Linked DNA regions of Homo sapiens: region 2 is linked to region 1. The links are chromatin loops, found by intact Hi-C in ENCODE. Cell type or tissue: heart left ventricle. All regions are shown on one strand. Links, peaks and the distances in the headings refer to the core of each region. The heading gives the core; the rest is flanking DNA.

The links. Hi-C counts contacts between places; a loop is a spot of excess contacts. Peaks named below come from ENCODE experiments on the same cell type or tissue, not always from the same donor. Only the 100,000 strongest peaks of a DNase experiment are listed, where the experiment ranks them.
Region 2: it touches region 1 in a loop (1.8-fold over the local background); 3 of 110 quality-filtered maps call a loop at or near these places.

What each region holds. Positions count from the first base shown.
Region 1 is chr1:217,127,650-217,137,365 of GRCh38, reverse strand. It overlaps a transcript of ESRRG not described here. Among named protein-coding and RNA genes, the nearest start is that of ESRRG, 410 kb to the right of the region's middle. RefSeq lists enhancers at 1-657, 658-1,369, 2,918-3,684 and a silencer at 2,465-2,759. In heart left ventricle, for the core only: no CTCF peak of the experiment used is centred there; DNase peaks (open chromatin) are centred at 1,578, 1,727 and 2,218; H3K4me3 peaks cover 2,500 bases; H3K27ac peaks cover 1,739 bases; H3K27me3 peaks cover 1,814 bases.
Region 2 is chr1:216,969,399-216,979,489 of GRCh38, reverse strand. It overlaps a transcript of ESRRG not described here. Among named protein-coding and RNA genes, the nearest start is that of ESRRG, 250 kb to the right of the region's middle. In heart left ventricle, for the core only: no CTCF peak of the experiment used is centred there; no DNase peak of the experiment used is centred there.

The DNA.
Region 1 (9,716 bases), core at 21-2,520:
TTTCCACTCTTTCCAAACTGGATTCTGGGACAGAGTAACTTTTGCGTTTAAGAGGAGGTAACTAGTGGGAAGCGGTCTTAGGAGGAGGTAACTGGTGGGCAGCGGTGTTAGGAAAGGCGCGATTGGGTCAGCAACGCCACTACATAAACTGCATGGGGGACCCTGTTTGGTTTTTGCCCTTTGGGGTACTAGTAGAGGTTAGGCGTTTGACCTCTTGTGTAGTGTACTGGCTGCTGGCATTGGGCAGAGGTGGGGCACTGGAAAGAAAAAGCACCACTGTCCTCCGGCTCCCTCCCCCCCAGCTACTAGTCGCTTTAGGCCCACGGGACGGGCTTGACTCCCATTTCGCAGGCCTGACACTGAGGCAGAGAACGTCCAAAGAGGAGCAGAGCAACGTCCCTGCATCTGCGGACTCTCCTCTCCCGGTACCTGGCGTCAGCTGCAATATCTCCAATTTCCTCAATCCCCACACCCATCCGTGCTGATCGTCCTATTGACCCTGGTTTCTGTGCGACATTCAGGATAAATTTAGCGTAGCAACCTCAGGAACTGGGAAGTTTGGTGTATGGAGCGAGTGTCTGTTATATTCGGGGGGCTTTATTTTTAAGGAAGCACCTAGAATGAAAATGAAAATCCTACTGAGCCAATCACCACCCACAATCCGGCCTGGCCAAAAGGAAAGGGGAAGGGCGGGCAGTAAGTTGTGTTCAGGAATCTCAGTCAAGTAGATCCCATCCGTTGGGTCTGCAGATGTGAGCGGGTGCAGCAAAAGGGCGTCCAGGGACAGGGGTGAGGGCGTGCGGGGTGATTAGTAAGCAAGACCCCATGGCAAAACCCCACGGAGCTATCTCGCAGCTCAGGCTTACGCTAGAGCTGGCGCCCCCAAGCAAGCGATGACGTGACCCGGGTGCCCGCGTTTGCCCTCCCGGTAGGCCAGAGCCTAGGGTTGAAGTAAAGTTGCTGAGTGGGTTATTGTCGCTTCTGGGAAAGGAAATCTGCACTGCAGGAACTCCTTTGTGCCTTCCGCACTCACCTTTCGCACTTCCATCTAAAATTCTGGGTTACCTAAATTCCTGTCCCAGTACCTCAGGAAAACGCCAACTCCTGGCGTTGCTTTCCCTTTCCCTCCCACTCACTCCGGTACTCCCAGAGAGAAACCCGGCTCCGGATCGCCCTCCGCCCCCTGTCTTCAACAGCCACCCTCCCTGGGAGCTCCGCTCTTTGCCCTTCCCATCCAGTGCCAGTTGTTGGGTGGGGGAGAAGGGTAGCAAAGGTAGGTGGGTAGAGAAGGTCAGATAAATGGCGAGATTCTTACCCCCTTCCGCAAAAATTAACACCACTACTGTAAATTCTAATAAAATTAAATTTCATCTCTCTCTCCCAATCTATCCCCTCACAACTACTGCAAAGGGGGCGGGGGTGGGAGTAAGGTCGTCCCCAGAAAAGGGGGGATCTTGAGCAAAATGCACGCCTGCTCCTCTTATTTGTTAGTTGCTTCGGTCAAAAAGTTTGCTATTTATAGGCTACACGCGGCAGCCCGAATCCCCGCGCCCGCTTCCGAGTGCAAAGTGAGAGCGATCCCGGAGGCGCCCAGCGGCCCGACTCCGTCGTGTCCCGTGATTTGTTTTGTTTTATTTCTGCTCTCACGCGGCAAGCAGCCAGGGAGAAGACCGTGGGGAGCCCCGAAACACCCTCTGGTAGTGGCAAAGAAAACAGTTCTGCAGTCGGTGAATGTGGGTCCGCGCCTGACCCCGCTTCGCGCGCGCGGGCGAAAAGGCTGGGAGGAGGTGCAGCCGCCCTGCCGCCGCCGCCGCCAACACCGCCGCCGCCGCCGCCGCGCGCGCGCCCCTTGCTCAGTCCTTGGCCTCCGCCTCTGCCCCTTCAACCTCCAGCTCCACACGCTTTCTCTTGTCCCTCCTCCCCCTTTGATTTCTCCCTTCTCATTCTCTATTTCGCTGTATCTCTTACCCTCCCCTCACCTCTTTGGCCCTACCCTCAACTTCCAGCTGAGTTTGCATCTGGGCGCAAAATGAGTCAAGACTGGCCTTTACGTGGGAGGCGGGGTGGGCGTGTGTGTTTCATAAAGAATAAAACTGTACGGGGCTGGGCGGAGCAGGGGGTGAGGAGGGGGAAAAGCGCGTGCCCGAGCTGGCCCTAGAGGGCTGCCCCGCGCGCTGGGGGAGGGGACGAGGTGCGTCCAGATGGAGACCTTTCCTTTCGCAGTAGCTCTGACCTGGGAATGAGGACGCAGTGCCCAGGAAGCCTGGCCATTTGGCACCATCCCTCTGCGGTGCGGGGACAGATCTCTCTTAATCAAAATCTCAGAACCGCCCTGGGCGGAAAGCGGGGAAAGGAGAGGAAGGAGAGGCTGGGACTAGCCGGAAATAGAGTCAGGGTCAGGTCCCTGAATTCCAGGTAAACTGGGCGCTGCGGCACCTTTTTCCAGCGGCTGCGGCCAGGACTCGCTTGCTGTGAGAGCAAAGGTGCAAGCGGATCGCGGCGGTCGGTCCACAGGCCTTGACCTTGTCCTCTTTTTCTAAATGCCAGAGCCGCAGACTATGCGGTTTTAGAAATCAAACGTCAAGGGGACGGGACCACAGCAGGCTGGCGAGGTTCCTCGAGCCTCAGCCCGGAGCAAGAGAAACGTAGCCGCGCCAAACACGCGGGGAAGAGCTGTGCGCTCGGAGCCGCAGCCAGGCGCTCTTTCTCTCAGGCGCGCAGCGGCTGGCTGGAAACTCGCGCACGGCGGGTCAAAGTGCCCTTTCCCGCCTGAGCTGAGGTACACTTTTGGGGGTACGGGGTGTGGAGAAAGTTGTGACTGAAAATAACCTCGGGTCTTGGATCCATGAGGCCGAAAATGAGAGGCCAGAGCGGGGGTAGGGAGGAATTAAGAACAAGTAAGTGGAGACCGCTGGCTTCGCTTCTCTGGCGCGCAGGGCCCTGTGCCCTCACTGCGCGCATCGAGATCAACTTCTTAGGCACCACCAGTTTCTCCTTCCTCTGTAGATGTCGCAGTTAGAGTCCCCTTTTGGCCACATTCCCCCAAAAGTGCCCAGGCGGTCTTTGCGGATAGATTAGCAGGGAGAGAAGATCCAGCGCCAGTCTGTGTCGGTGCCATTTGGAGGAGACCTACTCCCCAGGGTGTGTGCGCCCGAAGTTCCCCGTCACAAACCATGGGGGCTGGAGCGCGGTCTGTTCCCAGCTCGCATCCCCAGTTCCCTCCCGAGCTCACATTGCAGCAGCAGTCTGGTTCAGACAGGACCCGGGGCGCCCGCATCTGGCCCGGAGCTGCCCAGATTCTCAACCTGGCCCTCCCAAAACCGCTTTCCAAAACTCAACTGCAAAGTTAAAAGCAGAAACAAGTTTCTGCCACTAACTCTGGGCCACATTCGGGGATATGGGTAGATGCGAAACTTAGTACATCTTCATAGGCAGAAACCGGTGGCTCTGACCTCTAAATGTTGGAATTCAGGTGCTGGAGGTGCGATGTCTCAGTATCTCTCAGCCCCATTCCCCAACTGTAAATGCGCTCAGCTCTTTGGTTGAGGGTTTATCTTAGCTGTTGATCTTTGCCCTAGGCCCTAATGGGAAGGGAAGGAAAGGAGAGAACAGGTCAAAGTAAGAAAGGCAGAAGTACTGAGGAAAAGAGAGAAGGAAAAGACTCAAAGTAAAAGCACAGTTAGAAAGAAAGAAAGAAAGAAAGAAAGAAAGAAAGAAAGAGAGAGAGAGAGAGAAAGAAAGAAAGAAAGAAAGAAAGAAAAAAGGAAAACACCATTGCTAGCTGTCTTTCTTTCCACCTTGTTCAGTTTGAAAAGCCCAGGACTTTCAAGAGTGAAGGAGTTAGTTAGCCAAGGACCCTCAGACACATTTAGATACCCCATCCCCAAAATGTTTCTATGACACGCGTCGCTCAAGTATTGGCCAAAGTTGGAGAAGGCCCGAGCGTGGGCTCCCAGTACCTCCGGCAATTTTACTTTAGCATAAACTCTGGGTCCTGAAGATGGGGCGCTAGGCGCCAGGCTCCTGGGTAGCGGTGGGAGCATAGTGTTTGTAGTCTAAATCATTCATTCCGCTTTCAAGAATTTTGTGAAGCATTAGGGCTTTTCCCGCCTTTGACGGGATCTTAAAATTCGGGAGCTTCCGTCGCTTAGGAAAGTGACTTGCTCTGGCTGTGAGACTCACTCGCTCAGCTCTCTATGCGGCAATGCTGGCCATAGCTTTCTAGTTCGCTCTCCCAACAGCAGGCTTCTTTCTGGCCTGTCCTTCCCGCGCTAGGCCTCTGTGGCCTGACCTCTAGAGCCCTGGGTCTTTCCTCACAGTCTGGGGCTCTAGATAGGAAGGACCCCAAGTTCTCTTTCTCCTTGCGAGTAAAGATGACATTTCCACCATGTAGACAAAACTAGACAAGAAACTTTCGGGGTATGGAAGGGAGGTGGTGACAGAGAACGGAGAGGCCCATTTGTTTCCAAATCAGTTAGTGAAGAAAGAAGAAATTTCATTTCCTCCAAATTAGCTCGTTTTCAAGCAACTCTGGAAAATGGCAGAAAGAGGAATTGTCCTCTTAGAAATACTTCAGATCTGTGACCTGTAACCCCCAAAACGAGGCAAGGACGGGGTAACCATGCACCTGTAACCCCCAAGAAGAAGCAACAAGAGAGTGTCCATGCACGTGGAATTGGACAGAAGTGGGTACCTGTGCCCATCTGCATACAGGCCCTGCTTTTCTTAGACGACCGACCTTAGATCATGGTTATAAGTGGCAGCCACCATTTTACCAATAATCAGAGCATAATCTCTTGACAGTTCCTAAATTGTGTTTTTCGTGGTGCCACTGGCTGCTAAGTTGCCAGGGATGCGATAATCAGCTTGAACCATCCCAGACCAAGATAACTTTATGAGCCTTGAAATTCCCCACCTTTCTCAATCCCACTTGCAATTCCTCAGCCACCGTCCTTCCTTCTCTACCAGCATGGCTGTGTCATCTGGGTACTAAAATGGCCTGAGAACCAATCCCAGTTGTTCCTCTCCCTTTTCCCAGCTAGACCTTTGACTAGAATACGGAATTAATTGGCCTAGCTCAAGGTGTCACACACCTGTAATCCCAGCACTTTGGGAGGCCAAGGCAGGAGGATCACTGGACTCTGGGAGTTTGAGACCAGCCTGAGCAACACAGTGAGACCTCCCTCTCTACAAAATTAAAAAAATAAAATTACTGAGCATGGACAGATGAAGGCAATGGCTAAGCTTTTCCTAAAAGTTGGAACAATTCCTTTCCTCCCTCCTTTTCCACTCTGATCCCCAACATCATCTTTCTTGGGTCAGCAACTCCAGAGCTCCAGCAATGGGGTCTTCCTAATCTTGTGCCCTCCCTTATTGGGATTTCTTTTTCTAAGAGGTCAGTGTCTAGAGGAACTGAGTATAGTCTCCTTCCAGGATTTTATTTGATCATCAAATTTACACATTTCAAGGCAAAGAGCTGAGGCCTGAAACCCAGATGTCAGGAGGGAAGGAATTAGGGAGAACCCAGAGAACTAAGTGACTCTTTGACAAGGAATTTCAATTAACTTGATACTTTTCTATTAGGTCTCACCAATTTGAACTCAAATTTTTCCCCTTAAGTGAAGAAATAGAATTCTCCGATTATGTATTAGCCATATGTTCAGGGCTGTATTCTGGCTGAGCATTTTTAGAAGTTGACCACTGAATACGTATACAACCTCCAAAGTCTTCTGCGCCCTCCAATATCTCACTTCATTTTGACATAAAATAAAAGCATTTACTTTCATCCAGTTCTTGGTCACCTTCAACAGGTTGGTTTCAGTTGCTGTATTTCTCAAATTTCCTTACAATAACAGCACATGAACCAGATATGTTTGGATTCTGTGGGACAGGATTACTCCCTCTTCAATTCTCCAGGTAGTTCTAGCTAAAACTGCCTTTGCTTTCACCTGAGTTAGATACATGCTTGAGATCAAAGTGAAGATATTTTTTTAACTTGAATTATTCAAATACTTGCTCACTGTTTTTTTTTTTCTTTGCTATTTGGAATAAACCTGGTCATTAATAAATATGGTCATATTAACCTTTAAATAGACATGTCATAAAAGATAAACATGCCTTTTTATGTAGAAATTTTCTTTGAGGTGTTTAAAAATCATAGCTTGGGTATTTAACATAGCTTCAGGAAATTGGACCTTTGCAATTAATGGACAACTGAACTTATTTTCAGAACTTTTCATTTAACTTTAGCATACTTCTTCAGAATTATGTTCTCTAATCCAACTGAATCTGCCTTTAATTGCTTTAACAAGTATGTGTTTAAATGAGATTGTTTTCAACATATCCACCTGTACAACCTGTTTGACGGGAGTTTACAATTCAGAAAAATTAAATTCGTGGCAATATAGTATATTCTACTGATCCATTTATTTAAGCTATATTTTATTGCTAACGTCTTAATAGTTAAAAAAAAGACAATAAAAGGCATTTCTTCGTGGGAGAAAATGTATGTGTTCTTTTTCAGGAAGGCTTGATGAATACTTAGTTTGTCTCCTATGTTCTTTATTTTTTCTGTCAGATACATCATTGCTTCTGATTCATTGATCCCATATAAGTTAAAAGAAGATTCAAGTTACTGATTTCTGAAAAATTATATCCCCCTTTTACCAAAATAATTAATATTCAATTATTTTTAATCAAACATTTTAATGTAATTTAGAAGAGAGAAAACTCCTACACATATTCATTAATTGATGATTACCAAATTAGCTAAACTATTGACAGTGAACATTTGGAAGTGGAGATGTAACATCAGGAAGGGTGACATTTCGGGACCAGTGCAGTGGCTCACACCTGCAGTCCCAGCTCTTTGGGAGGCCCAGGAGAGAGAATTGCTTGAAGCTAGGAGTTCAAGACCAGCCTGAGCAACATAGCAAGATCCCTTGTCTAAAAAAAGAAAAAGAAAAATTAGCCAGGCATGGTGGTGCATGCCTGTAGTCCGAGCTACTCAGGAGGCTGAGGCAGGAAGATAGCTTGAGCTCCAGAGTTCAAGGCTGCAGTGAGCTAGGATCCCACTGCTGCACTCCAGCCTGCACAACATAGTGAGACCCCCTCTCTCTATAAATAGGTAAATAAGTAAAGTTGCAGTTTCTGCTATCAATGTGACAAACCAAAAATGATATTCAAGATCAAAGGGCAAATGATAAGTGGCACAATGAAATAAAGGGAATAAGGACAACTTGTCAGCTGCTATCTTCTAGATGTAGTATTCCACTCCTTAAAATCATTTGGGTGATATATTGTGTGAAATTATTTTGTATAGGAAGAAGAAGCTTTTTGCTTCTTCTGCTGGGGGTTCAAGTTAATATTTACTTTTTAATGAGGTAAACTTCACGTAACATCACATTTATCATTATAACTATTTTAAGCAATATAATTCAGTGGCTTTTTTTTTTAACATTCACCATGATGTGCAACCTTCGTCGCCATCTGAATCCAGAACATTTTTATCACTCCAAAGGGAAGCCTCATCCTGTAAACAGTCACTCCTCATTCTTCCCTCCCCTTCAGCCACTGTCAAGCCTTAATCTGCTTTCTGTCTCTATGGGTTTGCCTATTCTGGACATTTTATAGTTGGAATCATTTAACATTTGGCCTTTTGTATCTGGCTTCTTTCTCTTATTATCTTCATATAACTTCATTTGTTATGAAGGTTCATCCATATTGTAACATGAGTCAGTTCTTCATCCCTCTTTATCGCTGAATAGTATTCAATATTATGGATATATCACCTTTTGTTTACACATTCATCAGCTGATAGGCATTTGGGTTGCTTCCACTTTTTGGTTATTATGAATAATGCTGCTGTGAACACCTGTGTACAAAGTTTTGTTTAAACATATGTTTTCTGCTCTCTTGGGTCCAACTTTGTTTAGGAACCAACCATACTTCTTTCCACAGCAGCTACATAATTTTACATTCCCATTAAAAATGTATGTGGGATTTAATTTCTCCATTCCTCATCAACATTTATTTTCCTTTTATTTCTGATAGCCATACTAGTGGGTGTAAGTGGTAATTCACTGTTGTTTCGATTTGTATTTTCCTAGTAACTAATGATGCCAAGTATATTTTCATGTGCTTATTGACCATTTGTATATTCTCTTTGGAGAAATGTCTATTCAGAGTCTTGACGATTTTTAAATTGGGACTTTTGTCTCTTTGTTGTTGAGTTGTAAGAGTTCTTTATATATTCCGAATATTAAATCCTAAGATATAGGATTTGCAAATATTTGTATTTTCTCTTATTCTGTGGGTTTTTTTAACACTTTGTTGATAGTGCTCTGTTATTCATAGAAGTTTTTAATTTTGATGAATTCCCAGTAGTATGTTTTTGAGACTGGGGTCTCATTATGTTGCCCAGGCTGGTCTCCAACTTCTGGGCTTAAGTGATCCTCCTACCTCCGCCTGAGGAGATAGCAGTAGTTATTTTTAACAATAAAGACATTACACATCCATGAAAAGACTCAGATTAAACATAACACAAAACAAAAATTTAAAACCCAAGTAAAGAGAAGACACTTCTTTAATGCCCAATCAACTTTACCAAATGCAGATTATCAGGGAGTATGTAAAGTTATTGCTGTTCAAGAAAAGGAAACAGGTGGGGCTACACTGACCTTTTTCTTCGAAGAAGTCCTGAGTTATTCAGATAAGGTGTCTAGCCTATGAATGAGATCTTTTATCTCAGGATGACAGTAGTTATTTTTTTTTAAATTATCATTATCAAATTCATCTACCAAGAAATTTCAAATAGTCTCCTCTGTTTAAATAACATTAAGGAGCTGCCTTAAACCAACAATAACCAGGAAAATCAAAAGGTTGACAGGGTGTTTCTAATTTAGCAGTTTCTAACACATAGGCCACAGTAGTCAGATGACATGCTTGTAAAGTTACTGAGAGAAAGTTCTTGGAGTCAGAGAGCAGAGAAACTAAATCATTGCAAAACATTTTTAAGACAAAACTTAATAAAAGAGTAAGGATATCAATGGACATTATTAAATGTAAAGGCTTTGCTTATTGTTTTAAATTGGTTGCTTTTAGGTAATTAATTTATTGATTGAAAACAACGAATGCAGTGGTTTGGATGAGATCTTCATTTTATTTTAATTAGTTAGTTATTGAGTAAGAAGACTTATGGTGGACACTGGTTTGGAGACCTCCGATTTTGTCCACTAGTGGTCTTGGATCAAATTTCTGCATTTGTCATTTTATGGAGTGTGCTAATGGGCAAACCCCTGGATACTGCCTAAGTACCTGTGCACAGTGCTCTTGCGTGGCCAGCGAGCACATGTGTGGCTGTCACCTGAAAACATCTGAGGGATCCCAAGGGAAATTCTCTTTCCTTATCTGCAGAATAACACCTTTATCTGATAATTATTGTGGGGACAAAAAGGAATAACATATGTGAAAATGTTTTCTACATATGAGACATATTTATTTAAAAAAATGGAAGCTTTAGTGTGTTTCCTTTTTAACGTAGCTCTTACATTCTACCAGATATTCTCCCAAGATTTTAAAAATATTTTAAAATTAACTGAAACAGTTCCACAAAGTAGGTACTATTATTTTCCCCCATTTTACAAGTTAGAAAACTGAGGCAGGGAGTTTTTCTATAACTTGCCCGAGGTCATACAGCTGATGAGTGGCAGAGCTGG
Region 2 (10,091 bases), core at 3,158-5,657, 160 kb after region 1:
AATCTTGGCCATGATCAAGCTTCCCACCTCTTGGAATCCCCAAGGGATATTTGTGAAGAAGACAGTGACTGGCAAATGGCAGATTCAGGTGTGGAATGGGGGATGGAAGAGAGATAAATGCATACGGTATTGTGGCTGGCTGTTTCATGTCAAATCTCAAAGCAGAACTCTAAAGTTAGTTGAGAGTTGGGAGGAGAGGCATTTTATCCCTTAAAGCCAATCCTGAATCACACATTAACTCCCTGTAAGGAAAGTCTTTTTCAACATGTCCATACCATAGTCTGAGGAACTGGGGCAGAAGAAGATAGGGCCAGTGATATGGGGTGGGAAGGGTAGGGGTTTAGAGAGACTTTGCAGTTTGAAAAGTCAAGCCAGTCTAAGCTATATTTGTGAGTATATCCAGCTAACTTCCAAATAAAAAGGCAAAAATGGGAGGAGGGGAGGGAGAGAGAGCATGGAGCAAACTTCTCCTCTCTAAGGCTGGATAACTGTTTAGATTAAGTGAGTGAAAGAGAAGAGGTCCCAGCTCATGTGCACATGGTCACTGTGGCTTTTGGACCTGGGAATATTTCACTTCTTTAAGCATGTAGCCTGATCAGCTCCCAGAATTTGAGCTCTCTGGGGAAAAAAAGCTGAAGAGGACAATAAAGGAAAGAGACCTTGGCCTCCTTCTTTGAGAAGCCACAGTGGCTCACAGCTCTCATTTCATTAGTGGACATGTGGAAAAAACTTCCTTTTCAACACAAAATTACTATACCTTAGGGGAAGAGAATAGGGTACTTGCATAGAGATGGCTCTTTCTGCTCTGACTGTCATGGAAGAGATTGACATTCAGAAGCACTGCACACAGTATTGGGGTACTGAGAAACTGGGTTGTCCATGAGACTAGAGATGTGGATAGAGGTTGAAAGATAGATATTGGATGTCCCTTTGCAGTGCTGAGGCCACAGTGTCCGGGAGATCCTTGTTGATTCTGGTAGGGTGAGTATTAGCATGTTTGACTAGATTAAATTTTATTCTCTGTGTGAAACAAGTTACTAGATGTGGGTTTTAGTACCAATTTTGGCACTGTCTGTGTACCTTAGGCCAGGAACTGGCAAACTTGTTCTGTAAAGACCAGAGAATAAATATTTTCTGCCTTGCCAGCTATATAGTCTCTGTTTCACAGCTACTCAACTCTGCCATTATAGTGCAAAAGTAGCTTTAGGCAATATGGAAATGAATGAGTATGGCTGTGTCCCAATAAAACTTTTTTTTAAAAAGGTAGGCATTGGAGGGTGGGAGTTGGGGGTGGTGAATTTGGCCCACCAGAAGTCATTTGCCAGCTCTCGTTTTAAGCAAATAAGTTCTCTTTGTCTCAGTTTCCCCATTCTTCCATGTCTTAGTTTGTTTCCTTCTGCTATAACATAATACAGCCGACTAGATAATCTATAAAGAAAATAAATTCATTTCTCACAATTCTAGTGGCTGGGAAATCCAAGAGCATGGTTCCAGTATCTGACAAGGGCCTTCTTACTGCATCATCCCATGGTGGAAGGGAGAAGGACAAGAGAGCACGTGCAAGCAAGGGGAAATTGGACCAAACTCACCCTTTTTATCAGGAATCTGCTCCTGAGATTATGAACCCACTCCTGAATAATAAAGCATGAATCCATTCATGAGGACCGGTCACCCATGGCCTGATCACCTCTTAAAGACCCCACCTCTTAATGCTATTACAATGGCAGTGAAATGTCAATATGAGTTTTGGTGGGGACATTCAAACCACAGCAACCCAGCTGGTTAATTATTCTTAGCCACCAATGCAGGATGTTGCAGATACCTGGCATGATAAATGGTGCCTAGAAGAAAGAATGCTGAGTAGGGAGTCAGGACACTTGGATTCCTGGAGGCCCCGGCACCTGCCAGCTGAGGAAACTTGGCCCTGTACTTATTGTCTGTGCTTCTATTTCTTCTATTCAGTAAGGGTTACAGCTTCCCAGTCCTCACATTCTATGTAGAAGGGTTTGAGAAAGTCCACTACAAATATTAAGTAAAATAAAGATGATATGTGTAGATAAAAGTCTACTTTTAAAATTTAGTTCACATTATATCTTAGGCATCTATCTATATGTATATGTGTGTGTGTGTGTGTGTGTGTGTGTGTGTATGTATCCTCCTTGGAAACTTTGTTTGTGTAGTCTCCCATTTGTAAGGATTTTTCCTTCTGGTACCATTAGGTTGCATTAAAACTTGACTCTTAAGAGCTTGACAGATAGGTCCAATACCCTAGAGTAAATGTGCGAGTCTAGAGGACAGTAAAGGAAATTTATGCTAAAAAAATTTTTAAGCCAATAATTGAGCAAGTATGTAATTACTTGCTCCAATAAGACTCCCAGGATTTCTCCAAACAATGAAAGAAACACCTTGAAAATAAGAGAGAGCGAGCAAGATTCTACTGGCTTTCACTCTTTTATGACTATAGGCATGACTTATACTAAGTGAGCACTACATAAGAAAGGAAATGACTCCATCTCCATTCCAGATGCTCCATACTGTGGTGTCCACTATAATTAAACTAATAAAAAGAGTAGGGGAAGCTCCAAATTCACTTCTTTTCCCTCTAATGAACTTGACTTAGGCTGGATATGGAATACAATTACCTAAACTCTCTCTCTTTGTTTTTCCTTCTTTATGAAAACCGTAAGAGTAATAAGGAGGAAAGACAGACTCATTTGACTACAATCCATCATTTAAGCACAAAACAAAACACAAACCACATCACTGAAGGGTAATAAAAATGAGTCTAACTGGCAGTTAGGTTCCTACAAATAAAAATTGCTACCATTGCTGCTGTTGCTTCTCTTTGTAAATGAAGAGATGAATGCTACCTTTGTTCAATGAGCCCCTAATTAAGAGGTGTTTAGCATTGAAGGATATCGCTTTGAAAAGATATTGCCAGGTAAATGTCAGACCTATGGAGACACTGGGTTATGAAGGTTACATCTGCTGAAGGTAAACTTAATAAAACAGCCAACAGCACAGACATGGTTTAGAGATTCACCTAATAGCTTAAACATTTGCAACCTCATGGAGTAGTGTCCTAGTTTAATTCTCTCCAACTTATTTTTATTTTAAGCTATGGAGGTTGGAGTGGATGAGGGAAGAGGAGTAATCATTTTCATACACACACACACACACACACACACACACACACACACACATTTAGGAGCATTTTCTACTTTGAAGTGCTGGGTTATGCTTATATGGCTTTAAATGGGTTACTCATTTAGAGTTATTAGAGTGATTTGTATTTTTTATATTTATCTACCTTTAATTTCTACCAATTTTTTTCAAACTTTTTGGATTAATGTAGGACTCTACTAAGAATTTTGTTAGATACACCTTTCCAAGAAACTTGGATTGGAAGTTTCTATTAGGTGTTAGATAATTGCTTAACCTGCTCTGAAGGAAACTTCAGCCCTGGGAGAATTGTGAAGCTCATGGACATTTAGAAGGTGGTTGGATTTGTCATGGAAAGCAGCCCTTTTTGAAATCTTTGTCATGGGTCAAGACCATTTCCTGCTGAGCTTTGTGGGATAAGAAGGTAAAATGATTTGTCCTGGGATCTCTTCCTTCAAATGATATATGTGAAGAATCCCACAGGGAACCAGCACATGCATGTACTCAACAAATGTAGTTCTTTCCCATTGACAAAAGAGATGTCCGGGTTATTTGACCAGTTGCCTATTCCTTAACCTCTTTGATTAAAGGGCATTCTACAATCAAAGGGATTAGATCCCAGACTACCTATTTTTCTCTAGTACCTCTCCTCAAGACTTAAAAGTAGAGATGCAGACTATATAAAGGTTGAGAATTGAATATTTTCAGAATTCTGAGTGTCTTTTTAGTGAGCACTGTATATTTCCAAAGTGCTTGAGATCATTTATTTCTGTGATTTAATAGAGACTAGAGCCAGAATAAAGGAAGGGCCCTCCAAGATTTTCCGCCAAATTGGCAGGGCAACTGCATCATGATAGAAGAATTTATGGCTCCTGTTACCTGGGCTCAACCCGTGCACCTAGCTTTTTGTACTTTCTGGTTTTCCTTCTTTGGATGCTGGTTTTACCAAAAGTTAAACAGAGGTTGCTTCTTTTTGTCTTCCCCTTTCCATGTCTGTCCTTGATCTGACCAGATCATTGTATTTAAAATGGTTGGTAAGAGAGAGGACATTGAAAGAAGAATATGAACTATGTGAAATAGAACAATGGTTGTTCCTTGGCTGATAAAGCAATCTGATCTCATTTCTGAGTCCACCCAGTTGTTGTTTGTTTTTATTAAAAATGTCTGTAAGGGTAACTGTTCTGAGTATGTATCCAAGATAATAACAACGTTAACTGGCTTTGCTGCAGAATCAACAAAAGTAACAAAACCATATGTCTGTTGATTAAGAATGACATAAAACAAATTTGTTAACTAAAACAGATAGTGTCAACAGTTTAAGCAGATATCATATGATGCTTAAATCCTATATTTGCAGTTCTTTTTTCTGGGAAAAAATATTTATAAATTACTTCTTAAAGCATGATTGTAGCCTGCTGAGAAAATTCTGAAAGAAAATTAAAAAAAAAAAAAAGCACAAAAGGAAGTGTAACCCAGAAACTGCCCTCCCTGTCCTCCGAGGGGAGAGAGAGAATGAGAGAAAAGTCTGGGGGTGGGGAGGGAAAGAGACCCATATACTTCATCCAGGGAAAGTAATTGAAAATGCTAATTCTCTGCCCACAGACTAAAACTTTGAAGGACAGGTCCTTGTCATTGGACTCCTCAAGAAACAGCAGAGCAGAAATAAAAATAGATCATTGACCAAACATATCTCTTTCAAACTGAGAAGTTTTAAAGTGCTGCTGCCCATTTTTTTCTGTTTAAAAAATTATAAACCTTTTTATTTTTTACCCTGAGAACTTTGGAGGCTAATGTATATGTGGTTTAGGAATAAAAATATTATGAATCTCAGCTTAAGAAATGTTGAGATCTTTTTGTTGCTATTTTTTTCCCCTTTGGAAAATGAATACCTGCAAGAGTTAGGTCTAGGTTATTGTCATATCAGGAGTTTCAGAGACATAAGTCAACTGGAAAGATTTAAAAAAGATATATAATAGTTGCATGTATTTTGGGATATATGTGATATTTGGATGCATGCTACAATCTGTAATGATCAAATCAGGGTAATTGGGATGTCTGTCACTTCAATCATTTGTCTTTTCTTTGTTTTGGGAACATTCCAATTCTTCTAGCTGTTTTGAAATATACAATAAAGTACTTTTAACTATAGTCTTTCTAATTAGCAAGACTTTTGGGAAGATGAATATAGTTGAAAGTTACCTACTTATGTTCTTTAAAAAGAAATATTAATGATAATGATTCTACTATGATAATAATCTTTTTCTATTGTAATTGTAAGCTCAAAAGTTACACCGGGGTTTGTGACTGAGTTACTGTGTTATAACTAGTGGGGTTGGGACAATTAGGATAACACAGTTTTTGAAAGTGGCCCGAACATATAGTTTGTTAAAAACCAGGGATACGCTTATGGGTTTTTAAGAATCAAGAATGCTGTTATAGTAGCTAGATTTGGGATTCATCTATTCATTCATTCATCCTTTTATTCTTTTTTTTTTTTTTTTGAGACAGAGTTTCACTCTTGTTGCCCAGACTGGAGTGCAATGGCACTATCTCAGCTCACCGCAACCTCTGCCTCCCAGGTTCAAGCAATTCTTGCGCCTCAGCCTCCCGAGTAGCTGGGATTAAAACCATGTACCGCCACACCCAGCTAATTTTGTATTTTTAGTGGAGATGGGGTTTCTCCATGTTAGTCAGGCTGGTCTCGAACTCCCGACCTCAGGTGATCCACCCGCCTCGGCCTCCCAAAGTGCTGGGATTACAGGCATGAGCCATTGCTCATGTTAAGATGTTAAAGCCATCCTTTAACATCTGCATATGGGTCCAGCACTGCTTCTGGGCCCTGGGGCAACAGCAGCGACCTGACAACACTGAGGGAGTGGTTGTGTAGATGTCTGGGAGGGGTATATTCCATAATGGGAACAGCAGGTGCAAACATTCTATGGAAGGGGACTGAGTGGTATGTTCAAGTAAAGCGAGGACAGCAGAAGGACTGGGCTGAAGTTCCTCATGGAGAGGACAATGAGAGGTGATGTCAGAGGAGAAACAGGAGTACTGCAGGGTGTGTAGGCTCATTAGGCCGGTATCATGGCTGTGGCTTTTACCCTGAATGAGATAAAACCATTTATAGGATTTTGAGGTGAGGAGTGACATGATCTTACTTACCTTTTTGAAGGATCATCCCAGCAGCTGTTTAGAAAATAGACCGACAAGGGGCTAGGACAGAAGCAGGGAGCCTCATTGAGAGGCTGCTGCAGTTCTCCAGGGAGGACACACAGTGGTTTGGACTCCAGTGGTAGACATGGAGGTGGGGAGAAGTGGTTAGATTCCCTGGGTCTGCTTCAAAGGTAGTGCCAACAGGATCTGGCGATGGTTTAGATGTAGGGTAAAAGAGAATGAAAATCTTCAAATCACAGACTCCCATTCCACTACCTTAAATACCTTAATCTCTCATTTTAATATCAACCAGAACAACACAAACTTTTACACGCACCTGCACTGTACTTTAAAAATTTAAAAGCTTTTATTTACTTTGTTCTTGTTGCACTTATGTAGTACATACTAGTTCATCTTTCAGATGAAATAACAGTGGCCTAGTGACATTAAATACTCTGACTAAGCGTATGCAGCCAGTCATTGGCAGAGCAGACACTTAAACTTGTGTTTCTACAGAATTGATGTCATAAAGATAATCCTCCTTATTAAGTGCTGAGACCATACCTTCTGAGGTTCCAGCATGTCAGTGACCCAGACAGTCCGTTGATGAGCAGAGTCAATGTGACACATTCCTAATACTGTTAGATGCTACTGCTGTATGTTAGTATGGATTATAGTTTGTATATGAACATGGAGGTTCTGGCCTACAGTGAAGTACATTTGACTGTGTACTTGGTGTTATTTTTTTCTGGTAACTAGCAATTAATGTACTCAGTTTTGGCCACTTCACTCTCATCCAGTGATTCTTAGGTGTCCCATTGGCAATTATTTGTGGTTCAGGGATGTTTCCTGAGTTACTAAGATAGGAGCAAGCCTAATTAGCCAAGCCAACAACTATAACTCTGACAGTAACTCCTGATAGATTGCTGACCACTTGACTCACCTATCACAGTTGCCATCTTTTTATGAATGTGGACAAAAACCGGCATAATTTTAGCATATCAGGTTGGTAGTTGAGAAAGCCAACTGGCACTCCAATTGGTCTGATAGGTGGATTCAAGGCTAAAGTGCAAGTTGAACTATCTATTAATGGAAAAAAATATAAATAGAAAAAAAAACTCTACCAATTTTGTTCATCAGAGGTAATAATGTCTAAACACCCTAACCTCAAAATCATTAGTCCTGAATATCTCAATCAATATGAATCTCTCAGAAATCAATTTGCTGCTACAAATATGATTGTTTAGTAATTCACAAGTTATGGGCCTTCAGGCTAGAAGAGATTAGCGTAGCTGAAGGAAAAGAGATAATCTTCACCTCAGATAAGATTTCAATTAAAAGAAGACAATGTCTACCAAATACAGTTTAGTGTTTGACGTGTCACTCTTTTATGTGTGTGTGTTTTGAGCTGTATGTCCTACTGGGGAGAAATCAATTTAGTTCAGTCTCATTGTTCGTTTTCAGATCAGAGCTATTTAGCTGTTTTCCTGAAGCATCATAAATATTTTATTAAAATAAACCATTGCAAATTTCGGTTTTACTTACTAGATTAAAACCAATAATTTTAAATAGCTAATGACTGGTGCCAAATCACAGAGACATTTTTCTCTGCAGTATTGAGGAGAAATAACAGATGAATCTTTTGAGGCATTTTGGTAACTGTTTCATGGCTTTTCTGTTTTATATCAGAGAGGGGAATATTGTTTTACGAATTTTGCCTTTGGAATGGCCCGTGCCCAATGTCATCAGTTTGGATGACACGCATTTCCAATACGTGTACTTCTTTCTAACACGTTGCTTTCGTAATAAATCTGTTCACTGTAAAGATATTGCTAAGTCTGGCTTCATGAGTGCTCTCCCTCCATTCTGCAGTTATGCAATGTGGACATTCCAATTACTAATGATTCTTATAGATCTCACTTTGATTCTCTTCATTGTCTATTCTTCATCAAGAGTTCTCTGGCCTAAGAATCTCTTTAAACTGTTGTAAGGAGAGAACATATTTTTTTTTCTCAAACAGTATTTTCTGCAGTCAGTGGCTGAAATGTTCTTCTACACTATTTTATAATGGAGCAGATAACTATTGGAATGAGGGTTTCCAGGGTCACTGCTATACACCCAAGAGAATGTCCTGTCACCTGAATGACTTGGTTCTGCCCCCACCCTGGGCCACACCCCCATGTAGGGCTGGGTGACCTTTCTGTCTATTTGCATAATCTTCCTTCCTTGGATTTATTCTCTGTGCCTGGGTCAAAAAAAGGGGCTCATTAATAAACATTTATTGAGCACCAACAGGGTATTATGTTCCAGATATATTCCCTTCCCTGTAGGTTTGGAATCCACAATTTTGGCTCCCAGCAGTCACCTCTGCCCTGATTTTGAGAAGAGTAAGGTATCTAAGCAATTGAAAGGACATTCAAATATTTGTGAACTTCAAAGGGGGATAGTCCTTCATCTAAAATGTCCTTTTAGATGGTCAAAACTTCTAAATATTCTACTTGTCTAGCAAAGCACAGTGAACTGTGAGTTTCTGGGATGCAGATAAACCATGATTAGGTTAAAAATATTAACACTCATAGATAATAATTAGGTTCTCAAGTTAAAAACATCTGTTCTGTTAGGTGTGAGGACCAGAGAGAAAAAAAGAACCACATAAAAATTGAAGAACCTTGTCAAGGTCATTGGCATCTAATTTTTAAAGTTATCTGAGCTAGGTAGCCATTGTGCTAAAAATTCCGTCAGGAGGCAAAGTTGAAGAAGACACTATGTTTTTAGAATGTGTGAAGCTTTTTACTGAAGCATGATACATAATTGAAAATGCCTTTAGCAAATTCCTGCTTTAATGGGAAAATACTTTGTCATGCAGTTTTTCAATTAGTATTCACTAATTCAAATTGGTTTATCATTTACCCAACTGCACATTAGATTTTTAGTGATGCATTTTCTCATTTTATTTGTGGATTTTCCAGTTGATAGTAAAACTCTGGTGGCTTCAGTAATGTTTCCATGGGTGATTCTTAGCATTTTTCTGTCTAATATAGTAGCCCACTTGAACTTGACTCTGGTGAAAAGCTATGGGGTTGTAGCTGTTTGAATTAGAATCTGGGATGGGAGGAAGGGAGAAATTTGAATTTGAAATAAAGAAGGTGATGATTCTTTCATGTGCCATTGTCTCTTCCCCTCAGATTCAAGAGAATTCACACCTCAGTTATGAAAGGCATCTTCCATCACAAATTTAACATTCTTGCTTGAAAACATCACAAATTTAACATTCTTGCTTGAAAATTTCAGCTGGGCACCGTGGCTCATGCCTGTAATCCCAGCACTTTGAGAGTGCTGAGGTGGGCGGATCACCTGAGGTCAGGAGTTTGAGACCAGTCTGACCAACATGGAGAAACCCTGTCTCTACTAAAAATACAAAATTAGCCGGGCATGGTGGTGCATGCCTGTAATCCCAGCTACTCAGAAGGCTGAGGCAGGAGAGTTGCTTGAACCAGGGAGGCGGAGGTTGCGGTGAGCTGAGATAGCGCCATTGCACTCTAGCCTGGGCAACAAAAGCGAAACTCCGTCTCAAAAAAGGAAAGAAAATTTCTATAGAAGGGCCAATAGTCCAAAATGTGGTTCCTAAAACATCAGTCAGTCAATCACTTAAGTATTTACTAAGTACTGAAGGTAAACTTATAATTATGTTAGATCATGGGTTGTGGTCAGTGGAAACATAAAATAGGTTTACCTATTTTTTATGTTTTTTTCTATGTTTTTTTTCAATTTGGATG